2 separate regions of the Mus musculus genome follow, and region 1 is linked to region 2. The links are chromatin contacts, found by Hi-C or POLR2A ChIA-PET in ENCODE. All regions are on one chromosome and are shown on one strand. Each heading gives the region's core, a stretch centred on a gene start or an enhancer-like site at or near the end of the contact. The rest is flanking DNA. Distances are from core to core; before and after follow the strand shown. Region 1 has its middle 26 kb from the start of Gm51750. Region 2 holds the start of Mpc2 (mitochondrial pyruvate carrier 2).

Region 1 (4,673 bases), core at 658-3,157, 120 kb before region 2:
AGCTTGCTTGGAAATAACTGGTCCCTGTTCCACACGATGCCCGAGGTTGGGGTTGGGGTTGGGGTTTGGGAAAGAGGACGTTCATGCTATGCGTTCCCTGGCTAGAAACTCATGGCTGGGGAGCTCATATGCTCCAGGGGATAATCTACTATTAATTTTGCTAAAAGGACATCATATTAAACTGCCTTTTGAATATATATACACTGCAGAACCCCATCTCTCAGTCCTCGCCAGGGAAGTTTCTACTTTGTATGGAGGTTCACGTGAAGGCGCAGCTAGGCACAGTACAAGCCGGTGTGTCTTTGGAGGGGTCGCAAGTGTCTGCGTCACACACCCCTCCCACCCAAGGCTCGTGGGAAGTCACAGAAGAGGAGATGCACTCAAGAGCTCGAGAAGGACTGAGACAAAGCAATGTCTTCTAGATATGGCAGGATCAAGTAGGATCAGGAACTCAGCTGCTGTAGTTCCCTGTACCAGATCAAACCAGTCAATACGACCCTGCGTGGGCAGCAGCGGCTGGGGGTGGGGGCTCGAGCCCCCATCCGCCTGAGAGGAGGACCATTGCTATTGAGGGCTCCTAGGGAAGGGAAGGCCTAGCTTTATGAGTGTGACCCTTGGAAGGTTGACCATGCTCCAGTGGATAACTGCACACATGCTCCGACTTCAGGTCCTCTTTTTTTTTTTTTTTTTATAATCCATTGAATTTGATAAGTGCTTGCCATAGGCACATGGAGGAGGAGCTGATGCACACTCAAGCGTGTGTGTGTGTGTGTGTGTGTGTGTGTGTGTGTGTGTGTGAATATAATCAAGATACATTGTATGTGTGTATGAGACTCTCAAAGAATTAAAAAAATATATATTTAAAAAAATGGTTTGGGAGCTGGAGAGATGACTCAGTGGTTAAGAGCACTGACTGTTCTTCCAAAGGTCTTGAGTTCAGTTCCCAGCAACCACATGGTAGCTCACAACCATCAGTAATGAGATCTGATGCACTCTTCTGGTGTGTCTGAAAATAGGTACAGTGTACTCATACATAAAATAAATAAATCTAAATAATAATAATGGTTTTGGTTCCTTGAGACTGGAGAGATGGCTTGGAGATTAATAACGGCTGCTCTTTTAAAGAATCTAAGTTCAATCCCTGCACCCATATAGCCCCACACAATCATCTGTGACTCAAGTTCCAAGTGATGTGACACCCTCTTTTGGCCTCCACAGGCACCAGACTTGCATGAGTCACACATACATAGATAAAGGCACAACACTCACACTCATAAAATAAGTGTTTAACAAAAAGGTTTTCTTTCTTAATGTGAGTTGTATTTGTTTTGGTGTGTCTGAAGACAGCTACAATGTACTCATATATATAAACTAAATAAATAATTCTTAAAAAAAAAAACTAGCTAGTGTTTGCCTGTGCATCCAACTAATACTATATAGTGAGACTGACTCTAAATAGACAGACAGACAGACAGACAGACAGACAGACAGATAGATAAAAGCAGTGCCTATAATTCCAACACTCAAGAGGCGATGAAGGAAGTTTGCCTCAGGTTTGGGGCCTTTCTAGGCTATGCAGTGAGTTCTAAGCTAAGCTGAACTATAAAAGGAGAACAAGGGAAAAAAAAAACCCCAACGAACAGCAGAAATCGCACACATACAAGCCCACTCTCCTTCCCCCCCTAAATAAAGTATGGAGGCTGGCATGGTGGTATCTCTCAGTCCCTGGACGCTGCTGCTGCCACTTTCTATTGGCTTGACACTTGTAAACTCCTTTGCTCACCCTGCATGCCTGCTGCCTGTGCTGTAAAGTGCTCTGAAGCAACTGTGAGCAAGACAGAACTTGCCCAAGGCCTCCTGGTGCTTGACCTGATACTAAGTGCTGGAGATACAAAGCTGAACGTGGCAGAATCCCCTCCCATCCAGAGAGCCCAGCCCTCGAGGAGTTCCTGGAGGAAAGAGCCCAGAGCAGTCCACCGCAGTAGTGAAGTGAGCCTTAAAGAGCACAGACTCCCGGCTGGGCTGGGACTTCCTGTGCTGGCCAAAGAGAGCTTGGAGACAAGAGCTTGAAGAGGTGGAGAGGAGCCCAAAACCCTGATTAAGGGCTGTTCCAGGTGGCAGAATTAGCGCAAAGTCTACACACCCCACGCCCTGCATTTAGGAAAAGGCCTTGGAAGGAAGCCTTATGATACAGGCTTCGGAATTTCATCATAGACCAGCACAGGGATTTGTTTGTTCGTTGGGACGCTTACCCTGCCAGTTACACAGGTAAAGGATGGAAATCAGATATTGGGGAAGCGATTAATAACGTGACTTAGGGCAGAACTGGGTTAGGCGTAAAGGAACTGGATTTTTAGCAGCGGTGAGGACAAAGATGAGAGCCATGGGAGTAAGGTTTAGAAAGATGTTCAGTAGCACTGACAATATGAGTGACTCGGGGACAGCCAGGTGAGACAGCCCATGCATGATAAGCCCAGCGCTCAGGAGACCGAGGCAGGGGAATTTCTTGGAGTTTGAGGATCAGTCTGACTACAAAGTTCCAGGCTGAGCTGTAGGGTAATATAGCAAAGGAAAGCGGCCAGGGTTGCTACACACAGTAAAATCATGACGAGCAAAGGCTGCTACCGTTAACATGAGGAAGCAGCTCCAGGGAAGGTGGGATTTAGGGTTGAAAACCCGGGGTTTCTCGTGCAGGGGCAAAGCGAGCAATGGCAATATCCTCGCAACTTTGTAGCCCCCTGTTCACTTGACAACTAGCTGTATCTGATTCTTTGAGTACCCTTCCAGAAAAGTTCCCCCACCTCTGATATCAGTGTATTCCGTCTCCTACTACCCGGCAGATCAGCACCCCTGACCTAAATTTCAATCACTTCTCTTTGGCAGGCCACCCTAATTCCAGCTTGTGACACGATTTGCCTGTGTCTATCTTGGCCCAGATCTCTTCCATCTCTGAGAGTGATTGGTGAAACCTGGGTGGCCTTGGACGCAGGATCCACCTCAGTGGGAGAATACTTGCTCAGCCAGTGTGAATCCTTTGATTCTTAGATCCTTAGTACCACATATAAAAGCCGACCGTAAGACTTTCTAAAACAGAAATATGGTCCATACATGTCCTTCAGTGGTCATCCTGAGACTCCTATTTTGGATGGTGTTGATGGGTCCCAGACCTAAAGCCAGATGGCCCACAAGGCTCCTTTGTTCAGTGGGTCTCCTCAGACCAGCTGGTGTCTGGGGGTGGGGACCCAGTGCTCCAGAGTTCCAGGACCAAATGCTGTGTGCTGGCCTGGGAAGGCCTTCTGTCCGATTCACACCTCTTCCCAGCTAGCTCCCACCAGCTTTCTAAAGGCCACATCAGGGTGTGTGCAGCAGGTGCCCTGTATTTTAGTTGCTTGTTTGCCAGCATTGACACACAACCACCACCTTACAGAAAGACTAAGATGCTACGATTAAATCTCCATGTTACAAACCAGGAAACTGAGGCACAAAGAGCTTTCCCTCAAGGGCATAGACTCAACCGCTGGATCCAGTCCAGTGAGTTTTCAGGTCTATGTCATATGCCACGGTTTGGATTGTTTCTTGGCTCATTCCTGTATTCATGGTACAGGGCCTGAGACCATCATTTCACTCACTGAATAAATACCAGGTCCCTAGGGCCGCTATAAGAAAGAGCAAGAGCAAATATTCCTTATACATCCATCACTTGACAGCTCCCGAACACTTACTATATGCCTAGCTCTGGGCTCAGTGCTAGATAGACAATGTAGAGCATCTTTGCTCTACAGGAGTTCAGAGTAGGTAAGGTTCAAGGGTGCATGGGGGTGGGGGTGGGGTCAAACAAAACCCACAAAGATAATGCTTCTCTTCTCTGTTCCTAAAGTCGTCACGGATTACCTATCACATCTTTCTCCTAAACATAATTCTGGGCGGGCTGCTCCAGAAAGCACCTTGGTGGAAGCTTCCTGTGGGTGAGACATGCAGAAGCTACAGCTCAGAGCTCTGCTGGAAAAGGCTCCTGAGGCCACAGCCAAGTCCAGTGCTGCCATCTGCTGGCCACATCGAAGATGCGCCCAAACCCAGGGCTTGTGACGTAGCCAAGACCAGCAACCAAGTTCAGCATCCCTGTAAAACCTATGGGTCATCTGTAAAATCAGATAGATGTACCTGGGCCCAGACATGTAGAACATACGCTTTCTAAACTTCACCGTAGACTTCTCTACTTCAGTCTGTCGCTCGCTCCTTCTTTCCTTCCTTCCTTCCTTCCTTTCTCTCTCTCTCTCTCTCTCTCTCTCTCTCTCTCTCTCTCTCTCTCTTCTTTCTTTTCTTTTTTCTTTTTTTTTTTGAGAAAGGGTTTCTCCGTGTAGCCCTGGCTGTCCTGGAACTCACTCTGTAGACCAGGCTGGCCTCGAACTCAGAAATCCGCCTGCCTCTGCCTCCCAAGTGCTGGGATTAAAGGCGTGCAGCATCACTGCCTGGCTCCCTCTTTTCTTTCTTGGGTAGGGTGCTGAATTCATTTTACCTCTGAAAGATGTTTATTAGCTGCAGGCCCCATGGAATTTTTAGGACCACTTATATCACATGCAAATAAAGGTACTTTGACTTCTTTTCCAGTTTAAATCCCCCTTCCCCCATCATCTTCAGTTGTCTTATTGCTCTAGCTAGGACTTCAAGTACTA
Region 2 (4,209 bases), core at 608-3,107:
ACTTTCCAATTCTCTGTTAGCTTAAGTGCTTTAAAACTGAGCCTGCTCCACACTGTCCTCACTCCAAAGCTGGAGGGTAAGAATTGCCAAAGACCTCAGTTGATTTTGTAACATTCTGATCATTACATAGATTGTCAAATTATTATCTTCTGAAAATCTCTGCCATAAAACATAACAAAGCAGAAAAATGTAAAAACTAATAGGTAACTAAACAAACTTCATCAATAAAGTTCCTTAAAACAAGTTTTATAATGGTTTTCATACTGCAGTAATGCCATTAAGTGTTAAAATTACCATCTATGCAGAGGTATAGACCATTCTGTTATTAGAGTGGACACCAGATTTAATAACCAGCCCAGGCTCTAGAGAACTGCCTCATCCCTTAGAACTAAACCTTCCTCTGGGCATGGTGGCCCACACCTTTAATCCCAGCACTTGGGAGGCAGAGGCAGGTGGATTTCTGAGTTGAAGGCCAGCCTGGTCTATAGAGCTGAATTCCAGGACAGACTGGGCTATACAGAGACGCTGTCTCAAACAAACAAAGAAACAAACAGAACTAAATCTTTCTAATATCAATTGTAGACTATGGATTTAATCTATGTAAAGGCAAAGTTCACTTTTTTGTTAGCAACTCCATTTTTCCACTGTGAGTAAATTTTTCTATTTGCTCAATTTTATGCTTGAAAGACTTCATAATATAATCAGATTTTAGTCCTCACCCAAGTATTACTATCACCCATTTTGTATTAGAAATAAACTAATTTAATAACTGTGATAAAGAGCTAGAGGGACAGGGGCCTTCCAGTTTCTTAAAGAATTATTTTAACTACAAGAATTCTTATCCAGTACTTGTGACAGCTAACATCCTCAAAGAATCAAGCATATGTTATTTTTGATTTTCACACTGAATACATTTTATATGAATTAAGACAGAGGTATAGAATTTTGCCCAAGGTCACATCTTGGTGAGCGGTGGAACAGAACTGTATTCATATCTGCCCACATAAAACACAGATATAACCTGGTCAGTGATTGCATAATGACTGGCTTATTATACTGGGTCTATGGAACCAGGTTGACATTGACTGAACCGGGAAGGGGAAGGGGATGGGGGTGGGGAGCGTCCAATTTTGGGGAGGGCTCACTTAGCAGGCCTCTGCCAAGAGGAACTAAAGTATGACCTTTACTCCAAACCCTCTGCTGAGACCAGACAGACACCTTTTCAGCTCTACCCCACGTGTGCGTTAGAAATTCACGGAGGGAGAAAGGGGAGGAGAAGGAGGGTTTCATGGTGGCCCAAGACCCCTTCGTGGCTCTCAGGAGTTAAGTAAGGTTCAAGTCTGGAGGAGAGGTCGGGAGTGTGAGCAGTGTTTAAGGGAGCGAAGACATCAAAAGTCAACAAGGGCACTGGGTGCTGATACTCGGTTTTTGGAAAGAGACCTAAGATGAAACAAGGTGAAAGACTAGGAGAATTGATGGATTCCCTTCAGTGGCGAGATGAGGGCTCTGGGATTCCGGTAGCAACTCAACTGTCACAGGGCCTCTAATGTCCCGGTTTCGGAGGGAGAGGAACGATCTCCGTGCGAGCCGTTCAGGATTCATTACCTGCCGGGTGGTTGTAAAGCGGCCTCAATTTCTTTGGCAGCAACAACTCCACTTTATCCATGAGTCGGTGGTAGGTGGCCCGCAGGCCTCGGGCGCCGGCAGCTGCCATCGCGGCGGCCTAGGGATCGACAGCAGCAGGGTGGGAGCGCCGCTGTGTCCGCGTTCCTGGCTGACAACGAAGGGCGGCTCGTCACTTTCTCTCTGCAGCGCTGGGGCGTCCGCCTCTGCCCTAGGGCGCCCTTCCCCGGCTCTGGCAGCCAGAGGTGAAGCACCTAGAGGCCGAGTCCCGCAAAGGCTCAGGGGGGCGGAGCTCAGCAAAAGCCCGCCCCGGCCCGCCTCCTGCGAGCGGGTTGGGGAGACCGAGGGGGAGGAGTCATGGCAACAGGTGCTACAGAGGTCGCCGTGCTGGGGCCGCTAGAGCTAGGCGGGCGAGGCGTTGCGCAAGCTTAACGGCCTGCTCTAATTGGCTGGCCTCACAGAGCGGAAGAGGCGTGGCCAGAAATCATCTCCTTCCGGCCCTGGAGGCCATGTTGGAGAGGGGAACCTGAAGCCGCACTTCCGCCCGGTCCCTCACTTTGACTAATAAGCTTTCTGGGCTTCCCTCTCCCGAACTGAAGATGACGCTGGATACCTGTCGGACTTCCTCTTATTTACTTATTGTTTTTGAGTCGGTGTCTTCGCTGTGTACCCCAGGCTGGCTTGGATCTCGCTATGGTCCAGCCTCCCGACTGCTGGGATTGCATGCATGGGTCATCACGCCCGGTTTTTTCCTTTGACTCGAGAGGCGTGAGCAAGACAACCTCAGCGGCTTCCGTCATGCCTCTCCAATCCATTAAGGAGTAGGCTAGAGCGCCCTCAAGCTCCTCTCCTAGGGTGAGGGCAATCGTGACGCACAGCGGCTTCTGTTGCCCGTGTGCATCCTCTCGCGAGAAGGGCCGGGAGGGGGCGTGGTCTAGGGAGGAGAGGGAGGAGCTCGCGGCCGCCTCCGCCTTCGCCTCCGCCTCCCGCGGGAGGGGGGTCGAGGGAGGGGACTGTTGCCGATCTCTAGATGTTCTGGGTAGTCTGAGGAGAGTATGAGGCGAGCCGTGGCCCGGGTACCTCTCCGCTCCCGGGGAGAAGGCGCGGCCGTGGCTGCCGCCCTCTGAGTCGCGGCGCCGGCGAGGCCCCGGGGCGCGCGCATGGTGCTGGTGCCGCTCGGGTGTTGATCGGCCTGTCCCCTCCCTCTCTTCCCCTCCCCACCCCCCGCGGTGGTCTCCCCTTTCCCACCCCAGCCCCTGCGGAGCCATGGCTCGGAGTGGCTCCTGCCCGCACCTGTTGTGGGACGTGAGGAAAAGGTCCCTTGGGCTGGAGGACCCGTCCCGGCTGAGGAGCCGCTACCTGGGTGAGCGGGGGCCCCGGGGCGGCGGCGCTGAGGTCGCCGCCCAGAGGTGGGGGAGGGGGCGCCGCCGGGGCTGTTGGCGACCGGACCGAGCCCCGACCGGGGCGCCCCGCAGGCTAGGTCTCAGGTGGGATGACGGCGATCCGCGCCCGCTCCTCCTAAGGTCGGGGTCCCCTTTGCAAGCTGCCAGGCGCGGCTCAAGCTGGGCTTCCCTCGGAGAGCCGGGCCGTGGGGAGGCGGCACTAAGCCCGGAAAGGTGTTGGGGTCGCTCGTGGGCTGGGACTCCGGAGAAGACTCCGCGAGCCTTACGGAGATGCCACGTTGAACGCCAAAGTTGGCGCTTTTGCTTTTCTCCGGAGCTGTCCCCGCTCAGCCGAAGACCTCAAGGTGTTGCTTGTCCACCTTCTTCTTCGGCTTCCGCAAGGGGTTAGATGTCGCCCGAGAGAGACGCTGTTGACCACCCTCAGGGACTTGACACCCCAGCCGGGCTCGCTGTAAACCGTGGCGCTTAGCCCAAACCTAAAAGAGATCGCGGAGCCCTCCCCACCCCCGCGCCTTCCCAGGTCCAGCCTGCTGTCAGTCCCGTAGACCTCTTTTAGGTGGTGTAAGGTTTCACGTTCCTGTTCCCACCCCTGGAAAACACACTTGGCATTTTCTGTTTCTTAGTTAAGCTTTCTAAAAACAACCTTCAGGACTGTGGACGCAGGGTTCCACCTTTTTCGTTCTGTGTACCGTGAGTTTTGTTGAGTGTGTTGGGTCATGCCAGAGTCAACTAAAAAGTCCTGTTTCTTCAAAGTGCCTCCTCCCCCCAACTCTGTCATTTCTTTGCCAAGTGAAGCGATTTGTTGCTGTCATTTTTTTTTTTTTTTTTACTAACAACAAAAATAGAAAGAAATGAAATCTCATTACAGCCAATACTACTGGCTGTAAATTGCTTAAAGGACGCCTAGGTGTGCGTTTTAATGTTTTTAAATGAATGTTATCATTGTAAGAATTAAATACAAAAAAGCAGAAGTCCCAGAATCGGTCCCATTTGGATTTCATGCCACTGCCCCTAGAAATGTTTCTGTTTTGTGATTATTTTCCTTGATTTATTTCCTTCTTAGAAATGCATACATATATAAATACTAGTGCCTGTATGTGCACCCTACATGTGTGTGAATGAAAACCGGATGCATGGTGGTGAAAGCATTTTTCTCCCTTGCTTTTTTCTTCACTGCGTCTGG

The links. A loop is a pair of places that touch in the nucleus more often than their neighbours do. ChIA-PET counts read pairs that join two places held with the same protein, here RNA polymerase II (POLR2A).
Region 1: a map of heart shows a loop between it and region 2 (2.3-fold over the local background). The contact joins the enhancer-like site here to the promoter of Mpc2 in region 2. A Hi-C loop is called at or near these places in 1 of 37 maps with a recorded cell type or tissue (heart). POLR2A ChIA-PET finds 5 or more read pairs at or near these places in 4 of 5 experiments (Patski and embryonic stem cell).

Annotation. Positions count from the first base shown.
Region 1 is chr1:165,583,089-165,587,761 of GRCm38, reverse strand. No RefSeq gene overlaps it. Among named protein-coding and RNA genes, the nearest start is that of Gm51750, 26 kb to the right of the region's middle. Within about 2 kb of position 1,907, at least 2 of the 3 ENCODE cell types and tissues checked have a DNase peak (open chromatin) inside an H3K27ac peak, as active enhancers do; they include heart, where a contact is called at or near this core.
Region 2 is chr1:165,458,908-165,463,116 of GRCm38, reverse strand. It overlaps Mpc2 (mitochondrial pyruvate carrier 2), which reads right to left and starts at 1,857. Exons shown (of 5, transcript NM_027430.3): 1 at 1,606-1,857. The coding sequence starts at 1,714. It overlaps Dcaf6 (DDB1 and CUL4 associated factor 6), which reads left to right and starts at 2,654. Exons shown (of 19, transcript NM_028759.1): 1 at 2,654-2,986. The coding sequence starts at 2,890.